Linked DNA regions of Homo sapiens: region 2 is linked to region 1. Evidence: read pairs that join two places in POLR2A ChIA-PET (ENCODE). Cell type or tissue: PC-3. All regions are shown on one strand. Each heading gives the region's core, and the rest is flanking DNA. Links, peaks and the distances in the headings are about the cores only. Region 1 has its middle 12 kb from the start of MBOAT2. Region 2 has its middle 66 kb from the start of MBOAT2.

Region 1 (8,719 bases), core at 3,156-7,155:
AGGCTGAAATTATTTTCAAACAAAAGTTAAGAAGTTCTACCATTCTAAGATATAGCCCATGAAACTGTTTAATTCTCAAACCTAAATCATCTCCCCTTTCTAAATCCCACAGCGCTTTACTGTTTTGTTTGTTTTTGTTTTTGTTTAATTATCACGTACAGCCTTGTGTTGTTGGTTGTCGCAGGTTGTTTGGGGTGTAGAAGTCTGGATTTTGCCTTCTTGGTTTCATAGGAAGTCCTCCGCATGCTCTTTGTAACTCTCTCGTGTCCCTTGTAGAATGCTGGCACAGGGCAGGTGCTCTGCATGGGGTTTGGAAAGCTCTGGGTACCAAGATTTGGCTTAAAGTCTTTGCTCTGCCACTCAATTGCTCTGTGAACTTGGCAAACTAACATAAGTCTCTGTGCCTCAGTTTTCCTGTTTGTTAAATTGGAGGGCAGTAGGTGGCTTTTCCTGTTCTAAAATCAGTGGTTCAGTATTTGTGTGGTTATGTTTCAGCAGTTTAATGTTCTAGATGAAAATGTAAACAATTTTGGGTTAGGAAACCATTTTGAGATTTTTTTTTTTTTTGACAGAGGCTAGCTCTGTTGCCCAGGCTGGAGTGCAATGGCACCATCTCAGCTTACTGCAACCTCCACCTCCCTGGTTCAAGTGATTCTCCTGCCTCAGCCTCCTGAGTAGCTGGGATTACAGGCATGCACCACCACACCTAGCTAATTTTTATATTTTTAGTAGAAATGGGGTTTCACCATGTTGGCCAGGCTGGTCTGAAACTCCTGACCTCAGGTGATCTGCCCGCTTTGGCCTCCCAAGTGCTAGGATTACAGGCTTGAGCCACTGCGCCCAGCCAATTTTGAGATTTTTAATGTGTGTATATATGTCAATTGATATGATAACAGGTTTCAGCTATTAAAAAAGATTCAACAGCATGGCACTACATTGAGTTTCATAGAGACTGCGCCAGGAGCCCACGAGAGCCGGATGGGCATGGGGCGAGGCTGTGCCTTGCCAAGGAAACATAACTAACTATGGGCAAAGGCGATCCTAAAAAGCCGAGAGGCAGAATGTCATCACAGGCATCCTTTGTGCAAACTGGCCAGGAGGAGCACAAGAAGCAGCACCCAGATGGTTCCGTCAGCTTCTCAGAGCCTTCTAAGAAGTGCTCAGGGAAGTGGAAGGTCACGTCAGCTAAAGAGAAAGCAAAATCTGAGGACATGGCACAGGCAGACCAGGCCTGTGAAATGAAAGCGAAATGAAACCTACATCCCTCCCAAAGGAGAAATAAAAAAGAAGCTCCGGGATCCCAATGCATTCAAGAGGCCTCCTTCGGCCTTTTTCTTGTTCTGGACTCCAACATTAAAGGAGAACATCCTGGTGTGTCCATTGGTGATGTTGTAAAGAAACAGAGAGGTGTAGAATAACAGTGCTGCTGGTGAAAGGCAATCTTGTAAAAAGAAGACTGCAAAGCTGAAGGAAAAATACAAAAACGATATTGCTTATTGCTGCATACTCAGCTAAAGGAAAACTGGATGCAGCAGGAAAAAAAAGAGTCATCACGACTGAAAAAAGCAAAGAAGGAAGAGGAGGAAGATGAAAAGGATGATGAGGAGGAGGAAGATGAAGAAGATGATGATGACTAAGTTGGTTTTAGTGCAGTTTTTCCTTGTCTATAAAGCATTTAACCACCCCGTACATAATTCACTCCTTTTAAAGAAAAAAACTCTGAAATATAAGGCTGTGTAAGATTTGTTTTTAAACTGTACAGTGTCTTTTTTTGTACAGTTACATTACCAAATATGTCTTTAAATAACCCTGTCTTGGTGGTATTTTCAATAGCCACTAGCCTTGCCTGGTACAGTATGGGGATTGTAAATTGACAGGCAAATGTAAAGCAAGTCCTTGTTGGTGTACAGAACAAATTAGTTATATACAGGGATGGTAGCTTTTTCATCTTCAGTTGTCTCTGATGCAGCTTATAGGAAATAATTGTTGTTCTGTTAGCATTGTTGTTCTGAATACCACTCTATAATTGCAAAAAAAAAAAAAAGTTGCAGCTGTTTTGTTGACATTCCAAACGCTCCTAAGTTAAAAAAAAAAAAACAATAATTTTGGGGGGGTGTCCAAGAGTCTTAGAAGTGACATTTTGCACATATTTGTTGAACCATTCATAGATCCTTTCCTTATTTCATTTGACGAAATTTTTCTGTACCATAGATGTCGTGATAATGACTTTGGATAGAGGCACAGACAAGCTGAGACCCGGGACCCCAGACGCTTGGGTTGTCTTTTTCAGCGGTTAAGCTGGTTTTATATCAGTCTGTCCACACTCCACCCGTTTCCCTTGTGGCTCATGAAATACATTTGCAAGATACTTGGTGAAGGTAATTAAGTGTGCCCTGGGTTCCTGGAAGTTTAAAGTTCATTTAATAATTCTTCATTTCTTATGTCTTACCTTATTTTTGCCACTAATGATTTTGAACAAAGGCCCATAGAGTTTCAATCTTTTTTCTCCCTCCCCTTCAGGGCTAAAAATTGCAGAAATATAGTGAGAGAGTAATCAAAATTGTGTTTTCACATTGAAGCTATAAGAAGAAGTCTGGTTCAAATACACATTTTGTTACTGAAATATGAAAATAATGGGGGATTGGTGTCGTGGTTCACACCTGTAATCCCAGTGCTTTGGGAGGCCCAGACAGGAGGGTAACTTGAGGCCAGAAGTTCAGACCAGCCTGGGCAACAGGAAGAGACCCCGTCTCTACAAAAAAGAAAATTAAAAGCTTAGCCAGGCACTGTGGTGCCTACCTGTAGTCCCGGCTACTCAGGAGTCTGTGGCTGGAGGATCACTTGAGCCCAGGAGTTTGAAGTTACAGTGAGCTATGATTGTGCTACTGCATTTCAGCCTGGGCAACAGAGGAAGGGCAAAAAAAAAAAAAAAAAAAAAAAAAAAAAAAAAAGAAAAAGAAAAAAATAAACAAAATAGTGGACATAAAAGGAGTCCTTCTCTTTCATTGATTAAAGTAAGTTCTCTTTTAATTTGACCACTATTTTACACCTATTTAATGTACTATCACATCAAATTTTTAAAAGATTTCAGCTGTTTTTGAAAAGATTCAACCCACTGATGTAGGAATAAAATGTACCTTATGTTCTATTTATGATCTTTAGAAACATTTTAGATAATAAAAATTGTGTTGGAGCACCATGCTTCCCAATTGTCAGACCTTTCAGAGTGTGTATTAGAATGAAGTGGAAGTGGCATGTGCGTGGTGGTTAAACGTGATAAATGAGGTTTGTAGTTCACAGAAACGCTGTTCGATATGTTTCTATAATCTCCTCAGTAAACATAAAGATACTCCACTCTTTGGAGACCTGACATTTTTGTTCACTCTGATATTCCCAGTGATTAACACAGTATCTGATATTTTAGGAACTCAATAAATATTTTGTGAATAAATGAATCAGTGAATAATAATCAATACTTAGAGAAATTTTACTTTAATAAATTTTACATGCATTTAAAACTATTCTCCAGCAACTGAATGAGCCATCTGGTTATATTGTTGAGTTTATTTTATTTTGTCACCTGTGCAAATTTTAAAGACCAAAGCTGTGTCACCTAATATTATAGGACCATGAAAGCTAACTCTGCTTATCCATTCTGGTTGAATCAGGTTTGTTTTGTTCTCCAGATGGGGACATTCATAGTAAATTGGAATAGTCATGACCGCAGAAGGAATATTCTTCTTCTGCATAATTCTGCATCACTCTGGAGGCCTGGTCTCTCTCTACTGCATCACTGAGCTTTGCTTTGTATTAGTTGATTGAACGTGTATCAGGAATAGTGGAGAAGTTTCCATGATTGATCTTGTTGTTGTTTTCATTGCCATTTTTTAAAGGTTGATGAGAATTTTAGCTTGTGCCGAAGCTCTTACAGATATCAAAATAGCCATGGGTGAAAACATTGTTCAGAATTTCTGCTTTGTTAGCAACAAGGAGTGATGGTTCATCTGGCTCTATCACTATTACTTCTAAATAGAACTATAATTTTTGACACTGTGAATAGGACATCTGGGGAGGAAATGCTTGTTTGTATATATAAAATCAAATATATTACCCCGGCCATCAAATGAGACCACTGACCAGAGTCAAAGTCTTGTATTTTACTTACTACAGGAATATCATCAAAGGGGAGAAGCAATATTTTCTGAAATTTGTGAACACATTATAACCCACTGCCTACATTTCAGAAGCAGTATTGGCTTTTTTAAAACTAATGCATTTTCAACATGTTGGTGAATTTATAACTCACCCTGTCCCTTTAAATAAAGCATATGTCTTCGCTAGAAATGCAAGCTGTATTTCAACTTGGAAGTCCAGGGGCTTATTATGAGATTGCGTATATTTTTAAATGAAGGTCAATTTTTTTTTTACTAAATTGTTTGCCTGACAAAATGTTTACACCCCAAACCTTGACAAATATCTTTATTCAGAATAGGTTTATGTTTTCCCATCTCAAATTGAACATTAGAAATACTACTGTAAGTTTGTCCAATTTATACACATAAGATATATTTTTGTAAGAAAGCCTTGGCATAAATACAACTTAGGAAAAAGTAAACTTGGCTTAAAACTTAAATCTGAACATTGCTCATGTGTAACATGAAATATTTTAAATTATAAAAATGCATGTGTGTTTGTTTCTGTTTTATTTCTAAGTAAACTGTAAGTCTTAACAAGTGCATAAATATTAATTTGGGAATAGGTATTTGGAAATGCCTAATAGATAAAGTCATATTCTTTGATATCATGTTACGTGTAATGATATATAAAATTGACTTAGTGGACATTCTATTTAATTAGAACATGGTTTAAATGGATACTTTAATATGTGTAGGCATTACTCTTGCTGATATTTATTTGGTGTTATTTGTTATTCATGCTATTTTAATATAAGTTGCAACAAATTCTTCTTCTTCTTCTTTCTTTTTTTTTTTTTTAAGATGGAATCTCACTCTATTGCCCAGACTGGAGTGCAGTGGCATGATCTCAGCTCACTGCAACCTCCGACTCCTGGGTTCAAGCCATTCTCCTGCCTCAGCCTCCTGAGTAGCTGGGATTACAGGCGTGCGCCATCACATCTGGCTAATTTTTGTATTTTCTTTTTTAGTAGAGATGGGGTTTCACCATGTTGGCCGGGTTGGTCTTGAACTCCTGACCTCAAGTAATCCACCCACCTTGGCCTCCCAAAGTGCTGGGATTACAGGCATGAGCCACGACGCCTGGCCAACAAATTCTTCTTAAGTACAGTGAAATTCACTATTTCAGCAAAATCTGCTCAGCAGGTTATAAGAATTGTTTGCTTTTCACTTTGGAAACATTCAACATTTAGAGTTAGTGAAGATGGTATGAGTTTGGCACTGATATTGTGAAAATCAGAAACATGAGGTAGATCTCATATTTCTTAACTTACATTTCATAAGTGGTTGGTTGAGGAGTTACATAAACCATAACGTGCAGTGGGATAGCTGTTGGGAACAGTCTTTGCATAGACATTTGGATGTGTTCTGGGTGCTTGTTCACATTTATTTATTGTTTCTTTTATTGAACAAACCCCCTTTCTCATAACTTAAACTTTTTAAGGGTATGAAACATTATTTCATTCTTATTTCATTTTGTTACTTATATTCATTGCAGGAATTTTCAATGAGGGGAATGTATATATTTTTGTGAACAATTTAATGAAAAATATCTAAAGAAAATATTAGTAAATCAGGAGAAGGTTGGAAGATAAAGTTGAGAAAGTTATATAGAAGAAAAGATAAAGCTGGAAAATAAAGACAAAAGTTAAGTTAGAGGATTAACCCAGAAAGCCCACTATCCTACAAATAAGAATTCCACAAAGAGAGAACAGAAAAATGAAGAGAAGACAATTATCAAAGAAACATGAAAAACTTCCTGAACTGAAGGTCTTGTGTTTCTACATCCAAAGAGTCCACAAAATACCCAGCCCAATGAATAGCCAAGGCCCACCTAAGACAGATCACTACAATTTCAGAACATCAGCGATAAAAAAGAATATCTCTAGAGAGGGAAGAAAAATTAAAAACCAGGTCACATCTAAAGAATCAGAAATTAAAATGACATTTCTTAATAGCATCATTGGAACTTATAAGAAAATGGAGCAATGCCTTCAAAATTCTAAGTGATGAGGGTTTCAATCTGAAATTCTAGACCCATCTTGGGCAGATATCACAGACTGGTGCACTCAACACCCACTCCCTCATCCCCTTCCTAACAGCTTTCCTCTGTTTTAGACACTAGAAAGAAAAAACTGTATTTCCCAGGCTCCCTTGCAGCAGCAGCTCTGCATGTCACTGAGGTCCATCAGGCAAACTCACCCAGGAGAGATTTGGGCATTGGAGACAAGAAATGGTAACCACACAGAGGTAGTACATATTCTGGGGCACCTGCGGCAAAGGCTCTGCTATCTGTGTTTCTCATCCTTTTTTCTTTCATTATTGCTCCTCTGTGGAGCTTTTTTAGAAACATTTTCCTTTAACCACCCTACCCACGAAATTTGAAGATCATAGATATATTGTTTACCTATTTATGTACTATATAAATATCTATTACTCCCAATCTCCTAAAACCAATTTTCACCGCCATTGACAATGCATGTACTATCTGGTCCCTAGAGTTGTTACGTACCAAACAGCAAGTGGCGGGGGCTGTGGGATTACTATTAGAGCAGTCCTACGGTGGGACTGGGTGTTGTTCCTGGGTGTGTAACATCCAGGTGTCCCATTATGGGAGAGGAATGAAAGGAATCCCTCCATCACACCAAAGGAAAATCCTTGGCTGCAGGCTTGCTTTAGGGCTTAAGAGTGGCCAGGACAGAGTGAAGCAGAAGAACACAGGGGTCCAGGATACCCAGAAAAACACAGAACTAATAGATCACTCTGTGCACCTGGCCATGTTGATAGGAGTTCTAGAGTTCTGTGGTAGGATTTGGAAATGAATTCAAATTAATGATACTTACATAGAAAACTGAATGATTAAGGAAAGGCAACTGTTAGCTCCAGGAAAAACACGAAGTTGTAGAGGAATGAAAACATAATCATAATATACTATGTGGCTCCTCTCTGAATAATATCTATGAGTTCATAATAATGGAAACACTAAATATTTGTTTTGCCCAAAGTAGTAATATATTAGGAGAATCAGGTTGAAAGGAGAATGGGAAAATAATTCTATTCTCATCATCCACAGTTAGGTTGTCAATGTACAATGTTTAAAATGGAAAAGTCCTGAAATAGCACTATAAACATCTTTTTTTTTTTTTTTACCCCAGAAAATGTGAAGGTCAATTCCAATAGAAATAGTTAAAAGAGTTGAAAGTGTTGGCCAGGCAAGGTGGCTCATGCCTGTAATCCCAGCATTTTGGGAGACAGTAGTGGATCACTTGAGGTCAGGAGTTCAAGACCAACCTGGCCAACATGGTGAAACCCCGTCTCTATCAAAAAAAAAAAAAAAAAAAAAATACAAAAATTAGCCGGGTGTGGTGGCAGGTGCCTGTAATCCCAGCTACTCGGGAGGCTGAGGCAGGAGAATCGCTTGAACCTGGGAGGCAGAGGTTGCAGTGTGCCAAGATTGCACCACTGTACTCCAGCCTGGGTGACAGAGTAAGACTGTCTCAAAAAAGAGAGAGAGAAAAAAAAGAGTTGAAAGTGTTAACTATAGGAAGCAAAATTTAGGAATGAGAAAAGATAGAACAGGGACTTCTCTTTTTTTGCTAAAATCTTATAGTGCTATTTGCCTCTTAAAATTGTTTAATACAAATAAAGTGAAATCCAAACAATAAAAACAAGAGAAAAATGCCAGCCCTGTTCTAAAACTTCTTAATTGCTTCTTTTTTTCATTTTCTTCTTTGACAATTTTTGTCTGTGATTACTTTTCCTTCATAAAAGACCTTGGCTATACCATATGTATATTACTTATGAGTCTTCACCTAGATGAAGCTCTTAAAACTGAACACTGTGCTACATCAATTCCCTTTACTTCCAAATTCTCTTCCTGGTCCAAATGCTCTATCACTTGCATGGTGTATCCAGCCAATGCTGGCTCTCAAATGCAGGATCTCAAAGCTGGCAGGTTTCTGAAATTTGTAAGAAATCATAGCTACTCAGAAATATACAAGAATATTTATATCTTTATTACACATAATCAATAAGAACCCTGGACATTTGATTTTTATTTTATTTACATTAGAAAATGGATCTAGTAATGTTAGTTGTCATAGTTATTAGTACTGATGTATTGTTAGAGAATTTAACATTTTAACATAGAGAAAGGATTGTGGATTATTTGTAAATTGGAAAGACACAATAAAACCTAGTTAAATTATTTATTATGGCATATGAATCAGCATATATGAATTATTTTTCTATTTGCTTAATTATAATGAAGTTCTTAATAGAATACGATATATTAAGGGCCCAGGGCAATAGTTCTTAAACTTCAGTGGGTACTTAGGAATTACCCATGAACACTAATAAAATGCAGATTCTAAGGCTCTGACATAGAAAATTCTGATTCTTTATGTGTTGACTTGCCCAGAAATCTGGATTTTAAATAAGCATACTGAGTGATTCTAATAAAGAAGATCTTGGGACCCCACTGAGATACACTGCCTTGTTGAGTTGTATCAGACATACTTGAGTTG
Region 2 (8,719 bases), core at 3,138-7,137, 54 kb before region 1:
CCTTGTTCAACTAAATCAGAATCTCAGGAGGTGCAGCCCTAACAGGTGCAGAGTTCAGATTCCCCAGGTGATTCGAATTCAGTTAAGAGTAGAAATCAACTGGCTGGGCGTGGTGGCTCACACCTGTAATCCCAGCACTTTGGGAGGCCGAGGCAAGCAGATCACCTGAGGTCAGGAGTTTGAGGCCAGCCTGGCCAATATGATGAAACCCCGTCTCTACTAAAAATACAAAAATTAGCTGTGCATGGTGGTGGGCACCTGTCATCCCAGCTACTCTGGAGGCTGAGGCAGGAGAATTGCTTGAACCCAGGAGGTGGAGGCTGTGGTGAGCCAAGATCGCACCATCACACTCCAGCCTGCGCAATGAGCAAAACTCCGACTAAAAAAAAAATGAAAAAAATAAAGAGTAGAAATCATGGAACGTGGGGATTCTTAACATTCATTCCATGTGTATTATTATTTGTTTTTCTCACAGCTTAGCTTTAGTCCTAGGGATATGTATAGGTGCAAAGGAAGTGTTTCTATAACCCCATCCCATTCCTATTAGGTTTTAAGCCTTTTTCATAAATAGCTTTCTGAGAAACAGTAAAGTCTTTGGGGAAAAAACACACCACCCCTGTTTTTGCCACATTTGCTGTGAACACAGCATTCTCACCTCACACAAATCCATGTTCCAGAGAAACAGGGTGCTGCTGCCTTCCCAGAGAAATGTCCCACAGCTGCTGCGACTAAAAGGAGGTGACAGACAGAAAAGGAACAGATATGGCAACCGTCTGGATTGAAATAATCTTTGGGCTTTTCTTGGCCAAGGTCAGCCTTGGGGTTCCCATGTTGTCTAACTCCTCTGCGTTGTCCAAAATGGCCTGAAGAACTTCTGAACATGGACAATTGTCCAGCCCAGTCAGGTCCAAGGCCACCGCTGCTTGGGCTGTGCCATCCGCTTGACCTGGGCACCAGCCAACTCCAGGCATGTTTTCCTGTTTTCTTGGTAGAGCGTGCAGGTCATTAGCCTGAAATATTGGACTGCCATCTTTTTTCCCTCTTGGAAAATGAGACTGTTTTAAGATTATTTGCAGAGGAATTGAAATAAATTGAGTGATAAAGATTTCACAACAGCTGCTTGTCATGATTAATTATCACAGAGAGTCTGGGTGACAAAGATGCTCTCCTTGGCCACATTTTAGTCAAGCTCCTCTGAGCCCTGTTTTCAATGAGGCTTTGTTCTTGACCTTGTCTTCGGCTTGCCTGGACCAGTTTTAGCAGGAAATCCAGATTCATTGCCCCTAGTCCTTCAGCTAAATCCCTCTGTTAATAATCAATAACAATAAAGCAGCAAATATTTATAAGCCTCCCACTACAATGTCTGTTTTATGCTCAGAAGTCATATTGTATTAGTTTGCTAAGGCTACTATAAACAAGTACCATAGACTGGGTGCCTACAGTATATGTATATATACCATATGGTGGATCCACAGAAGAAATCTATTCTGTCACCATCTAGAGGCTGAGTCTGAGATCAGGGTATCCACAGGGTTGGCTTCCTCCGAGGCCTCTCTCCTGAGCTTGTAGGTGGCTTTCTCCCTGTGTCTTCACGTGGGGGTTTCTCTGGGTCTGTGTCCTAATCTCCCCTTCTTAAAATAACACCTGGCATATTGGATCAAGCCCACCCGAATGACTTTATTTGAACTTCATTACTTATGTGAAGACCCTATCTCCAAATAAGGTCACAGTCAGGTACTAGGGGTCTGGACTTCAACACATGAATGGTGGGCGGTGGGGGGATAGGGGGGCGATTCAGCCCATAACATATTGGTAGCATAGAGATGTATTTGTAATTTGATGTAGGATGGAGATCTATTGATATTTATCTTCAATTTGTTTTTGTTGCTATCGACCCATCTGGAAGAAATGAAATACTTTCTCTCATCCTCTGGAAGCCTGAGCTCTCCTTTCCCTGGGAGGGAGAGCCACTTGTTTGCTTTACTGTTTGAAAGAATAGAAGAGGATATTCCAGGACTGAGTTGGACACCCTAGAAATGATTCATTCAGAGTTTTGTGTTTAAAAGGTCTATGCCCTGAAGGGGATTTGCTGTATGTCCAAGAAAGGAAGGACTTAGAGTCTGGAGATTAAGGATTTAGGAAGGGAATGGTTTTGTGAAGTGGATTCTTTGAGGCTGGGAAGGGCAAGCAGGAAGTAGGGTGTTTAGGAAAGAGGACCTCCCTTGATCAACTGAATCAGAATCTCAGGGGGTGCAGCCCTAACACGTGCAGAGTTCAAATTCCCACGATGATTTGAATCCAGTTAAGAGTGGAAATCGACTGGCCAGGCGCGGTGGCTCACACTTTCCTCCCTCCCTCCCTCCCTCCCTCCTTCTTTCCTTCCTTCCTTCCTTCCTTCCTTCCTTCCTTCCTTCCTTCCTTCCTTCCTTCCGTCTCTTTCTTTCTTTTCTTTTCTTTTTTTTTTTTTCTGACACAGCGTCTTACTATTTTGATTTCAAACTCCTGGGCTCAAGTGAGCCTCCCACGTCAGCCTCCTGAGTAGCTGGGACTGCAGGGGTGCTCCTCTGCACCGGCCCATTCTCCTTTTCTTGCATGTAAGGATAGAACCTCTGAGTGTTAGCAGGGCACATGGCCACCCAACTAGACCCTACAATTCCAAGCCTTCTTACAGCTAGGTGTGGCCACGTGACTAAGCCTGAGCAGACAGGACGTGAACAGGAGTGCTCTGAATGGCCTCTGAGTCATCCTCTCTGAGACAAAGTGAAATGACCTGAAGTTTCTCTCTCCTCATCTCCAATAGGCCAGAGCATGAACATGAATGGAGGTGAGTCAGCTTCAACCGTGCCATGAGGACCTCACCCTAGGAGGTGGCAGAGACACCGGAGGAATGGAACCCAAGTCATGGAATAACCTCACATTGCAGAGCCACCTTGCTAATCTTGGACTGCTCACCTCTGGACTATCACTGGAGAAATAAATACACTTTTAAGTTGTTAAAGCCACTGTGTTTTAGAATCTTTTTATTACAGCAGCTTACCCATATCTTATACCTAGCAAGTAAGAGCTTGAGTCAAACTTTCTATAGTGAAGAAATTCAAATCAATTATACATGCTGATAAAGAATGCTAAAACAACTTCTTCCTTTAAAGAATCTGTTATAATTGATTTTATTTTAAAATCCATGAGAACCTTTAAGTAAATTATATTTCAGTGAGGGATGGCATCTTCTTTAGGACTATGAAAGCTTTTGTATATGAAAATCTTTTTGGTAGAGGGAGGATAACACTTTTTTTTTTTTTTTTGAGGCAATCTCGCTCTGTCACCCAGGCTGAAGTGCAGTGGCCCAATTTGGCTCAATGCAACCTCTGCCTCCCATGTTCAAGTGATTCTTGTGCCTCAGCCTCCTGAGTAGCTGGGATTACAGGTGTGCACCACCATGCCCAGCTAATTCTTTGTATTTTTAGTACAGACAGAGTTTTGCTATGTTGGCCAGGATGGTCTCGAACTCCTTGCCTTAAGTGATCTGCCTGCCTTGGCCTCTCAAAGTGCTGGGACCACAAGTGTGAGCCACCATACCTAGCCACGTTATGCTTTTTTTTTTTTTAATTAATACACTGTGGAAAACTTGAAAATTAAAAAATGAGTAAGAAGAAAAGTAAAATCAACTCAGTGGAACCCATCATCAGTATTTCGTGTTATATTCTTCAGGCTTCATTCTATACATACAGGGAATTTTATTTTTGAAATTGGATCATCTGCATATACGGAATTGCATACTGCTTTATTCCCTGTAACCTCATAGCATGAGTATACTGTATTTCAAAATCAGTAGAAATCCTTGGAAAACATATTTTCTTCTAGTTTCATATTTTTTCTCATGGCTAGTTTGCATTTTGTTTGACCATGGCCTTTTACTGAACATTTAGGTTGTATCCTAGTGTCTTTGCTATTATACATTGCAGTGACAGTCTATAATGGACAGGTGTCAAAGATGTAGAACATCTTTGAACACCATTCCTATATTTGGATAACTTGGTAATTTCCCACTTTCTGAGTTCTACCTTTGCAAGGCAGAAGCCAGAAGACTCTCATTCACAGATGCCTTTGGGCTACAGTTACAAACTTGGGACATAGATTCAGATACACCCAGTGACACAGCCTCAGAGGAGGTGGGTGACATAAGTAGGTCACCATGCACAGGGGTGTGTGTGGGTTGCCTGGCAGGGGTGGAAGAGGCAGCATATGGATTTCAAGGGCTGTGGTGGAAGAACACCTGTGTGCAGACCTCATGTTGAGCAATAGTGTCTGTCACATTTTGCTAGAGCAGTTTCTACGGCACAGTGGGCATTATTCCTGGCAGTGAGCCACAGGGCCTAGGATTTAGTGCTCCCAAAGATGAGTTCTCTGAGCTTTCTGCTATCCTGTAATAACGTCACATTTGGTTTAAATAGCCAGAGTAAATTTTGCTGAAGAGGATGTGAATCAACAAGAACTCTCATTCATCACTGATGGGAATGCAAAATGTTGCAGCTACCTAGGAAAACATTTTGGCAGCTTCTTACGAAGCTAAACGTGGTCTTACCTTGGGATCCACTAATCACACTCTTGGGTATTTACCCAATTGATTTGAAGACTCATATCCACACATGTACATGAATGTTTATAGCAGATTCATCTAAAACTGGGAGCAACCAATGGCTTTCAGCAGCTAAATAGATAAACATAGTATGGTATATTTATACAATGGAATGCTATTCTGAAATAAAAGGGAATGCATTGTTATGCCATGCAAAGATGTGGATGAATCTTAAAGGAATATTACTAAATGAAAGAAACCAGTCTGAAAAAGTGATATATAACTCTACGTATATTCTGGAAAGGCGAAACTGTAGAGATGGTAAAGAGATCAGTGGTTGTCAAGGATTCAAGTGGGTTGGGAGAGTTTAAAAAGATGAAGCACAAAGGATGTTTTTAGGGCAGTGAAAATATCCTGTATTATACTGTAATGATGGATACATGATATTATGAATTTGTCAAAACTCATGGGGCTGTACAATGCAAAAAATGGACTTTGATATATGCAAAAATCATTTAATAGATCATGGGATCTCAAGATGGAATACAGAATGTAAGAAAAAGAATATAACCATAATACATGTATACGAAGGAATTTCACTGAAGGGCTGGAGGAAACAGGTGGTGATCTAAGTAACTCTGGAAACAAGTGGAGTATCTATGAATAAAGGCAAAGGGAACTGTACATAAATACTGTATTCTTGTTGATAAAGTTGTTTCCTATAGGGGTAGGGTAATAATTCTGATACTTCTATCCATGTATACTGGAATTGAATGATTGAATAAGTAGATGACATAATGGGAGCCAGGTTTCTCACTGTTAGAGTGGGAATTTACAGATAAGTAAGGGGAGGAGGCTAGAATGATCCCTGGGGTATTAGAGTAGAGTTGGAGACATCAGTATGAACTTATGTTTAGCTTAATATTAATACAGATTGTTACATACAGAAATATTTATAGCTAAATGTATTTACATAGTTTAGTATACATACATGTATTTCCTTGCTCTGTTGGCTGAGAAAGACCCTAGTAGTAATGAGCATACTTAGTGCCCAGATATTGGTTTCTAATACCATTTTTCAAAAAAAGGATTCCTAGGGGGATTCTAAGGGGAGAGGGCTCGTTCTAGAACTGGGCAGAAATATACAAGATGATTCTGGAGTATCTGATAATGCTAGAAAACAAGGAAGTAATAAAAATAAAAGCAAAAAACCCACATTGATGGGGGTATGTCATAGTGACATAGGAGCCAACTGAAAGAGCCCCCAATGTCCAAAGCTGGAATAATTTGAGCAAGAAAATAAATAAAGTAACATTGGATTATAACCCTATGTATAAAATAAATATCCATGGATCCATACTGATATAAGTAAATGGTCGAATAAACAAGAGACAAATCTTCTGTGCAGAAGAATTCCAAATAGTTACATACATATATATATATAGCCCTCAAAGAGGTGGAGCATAACTTCCTACTCTGTAATTGTGGGCTGCATAGAGTGACTTTCTTCTAAAGAGTACAGCATGGAAACAGGAAAAAAGGGCAATTTTATAGTGGAGAAACTTGACAAACAAAACCTCAGCCAGGTGAGCAAGGTCAACATCAACCATGATAAATCATGTTTATGGTATGTATCCTTGATACGATGTGATGAAAATGACATTTTACTTGTATTGTCTTCCTCCCCAAAACCTAAAACCCCAGTCTAATCATGTAAAAAAAAAATGAGACAAATCTCACTTGAGTGACAGTACACAAAATGTCTGACCAGATCTTAAAACTTTTAAGGACTTTAAAAACAAGGGAAGTCTGATAAGTTTTCAGAGCAAAGAGGAGCTTAAGGACACAGGACAATTAAATATGTATAATGTGGTATCCTGGGTGGAATCCTGGAATAGAAACAGGACATTAGGTAAAAGCTAAGAAAATATGAATACAATATAGACTTGGTTAATAATATTATGTCAATATTGGTTCACTAATTGTGACAAACGTACCTTACTAATGTATGGTATTAATGGGGGAAACTGTGTGGGGTATATGGGAACCTTCTGTACTATCTTTATAATTTTTCAGTATATATAAAACTCCTCTAAAATAAAAGTTTATTTAAAAACAAAAATACACTTGTATGTTGCTGGTACTCATCCCATCAAAGTGTTGCAGTAGCTAGTGTTTAATTTATATTTGGGACATAGGTGATGTCTGCAAGATGGTGGAATAGGAGCTTTCTACCATCATCTCCCTGCAGAAGCATCAATTTTGACAATTACCCATGGACCTCTGTGAGAGTCTGAGTCCAGCAGAGATGTTCCAGCATACCATTGGAGCAAAAAATTCGAGAATAGATGCATTGAAGAGGGTAAGAAAAACAGTTTCACTTTACCCACATCACCTCTTCTCCAAGTGAGCACCCAACTCCCCCAGCCATGCAGGATGGTACCCAAGAGGCTCACTTCTTTCTCATCTCATCCAGAGGTAATCAGTACAGCTGAGTGGCCAGAAACACGGGAAGAGAGGTCAGGGACCCTATTGAGTGCTATGTGGAGTCTATTAGGAAGCCAACTACCAGCCACTTAGAACATTTCACCTGTGGACCCCCCACCTCAGCTGACCCACATCATCCCAAATGCTCCACATACCTTATCCCTCCCCCGGCAGGTTGGCTCCCTGAGTGTCCCCTGCAGATGGGAAGTGCAAGTGTGTCATATAGACCACCAGCTTGACTCTGCAGGATTGGGAGAAGGCACACAAACTTGAACATTTCGGAGCACTGCCCTAGGGAAAACAAACAGGAGGCTCTCAATCCCTGGCCTGGCTTTATGGGATCAAAACAAGGCCTATGACCCTAAGAATTTCTGCCTCATTTGTACAGGGAACAAGAGGTGTGGAGCAGATGCATTCATAGAAAAGGTCTAGAATCCCTAGCTCAGCTGATTGGTGAAGGCATTTCTCTCTCAAAGCCAGTCAGTAAAGACTGGAAGGGTAACTGATTCTTCTTCAGTGCAAAGAGAGCAATATAAGACTTCAAGAAACATGAAAAAAATCAAGGAAACATGACTCTACCAAAGGAAGACAATAATATTTCAGTAGCCAACCCCAAAGAAATGGAGATCTATGAATTGCCTACAAAGAATTTGAAGTAATTGTTATAAGGAATCTCAGTGAGCTACAAGAGAACACAGATAGACAAATCAACAAAAAATCAGAAAAACTAACACATGAACAAAATGAGAAGTTTAATTTAAAAAAAGAGAAATCATAAAACAAGAACTAAACAGAAATTCTGGAGCTAAAGAATACAGTGAATGAAATGAAAATGCACATCAAGTGAAAAAATGGGTTATTGGCTCTGGTTTAATATGCAGCGTTTTTCTTTTTATAATGGCTTATAACATGTGGTGCATCTTACCATTAATGAATCTTAGATTTGATTAAATACAATATCACCTTTTAAAAGTGTTTAAAAACTGATGGAAAAAAGATTTGTAATTTAAATTTGTAATTTTCTTTTGGGGATTAGTATCTTTCTTATTTGTACACTCTTTTAATACATTAGTAATATTAATTCTTCACCCCTCCTTCATGAGAAATATTTTATCCAATTTTTTTTTTTGCCTTTTAGTTTTGATTATGGTGTTTCATTATAGAGGGTCTTTCCTAGAACTTCCCACCAAGCAGGCTTTCATGGTTGGTGGGTTTTTGTTAAATGATTCCCAGGGAGCAGAGTTGAGGGAAGAATGGTGGACAGGGAAGGAGGGGAAGCCAGCACAAGGATGTGTTGTTGTGTTGACTGTGTAAGAACAAATACAAATTTAAAATAAGGGGCTTAGTTCTGTCTGTTGAAAATGAGGAAAGGGATTTTTCTTCCCTACCCCCTTTTCTTAGACACCTTTCCTTAGAAAATTTATAATTGTAAATTTATATTTTCCTCTCCTCAAAATGTATCCCTTATTAGACTAGATTGGGCTTTAGTCAGCTGGCCATTTTTGTTTTCAGCTTTATGATCCAGGAAGCTTGAGAGCCATCTTCTTGAAATGCAAATATCAAAAGAGATATCTCCTCTATCTCCTTTGGGAGGATAGGAGCCTAATTTTGGTGGGCACCTTGCTCTAATTTTCAAAACTGTCTCATGTTATAAAC

Evidence for each region. Peaks named below come from ENCODE experiments on the same cell type or tissue, not always from the same donor. Only the 100,000 strongest peaks of a DNase experiment are listed, where the experiment ranks them.
Region 2: POLR2A ChIA-PET joins it to region 1 with 5 read pairs; 9 of 35 experiments call an interaction of 5 or more read pairs at or near these places.

The regions. Positions count from the first base shown.
Region 1 is chr2:9,011,206-9,019,924 of GRCh38, reverse strand. It overlaps the pseudogene HMGB1P25. Among named protein-coding and RNA genes, the nearest start is that of MBOAT2, 12 kb to the right of the region's middle. In PC-3, for the core only: no CTCF peak of the experiment used is centred there; no DNase peak of the experiment used is centred there.
Region 2 is chr2:9,065,269-9,073,987 of GRCh38, reverse strand. No RefSeq gene overlaps it. Among named protein-coding and RNA genes, the nearest start is that of MBOAT2, 66 kb to the right of the region's middle. RefSeq lists an enhancer at 1,845-3,044. In PC-3, for the core only: no CTCF peak of the experiment used is centred there; no DNase peak of the experiment used is centred there; H3K27ac peaks cover 1,227 bases.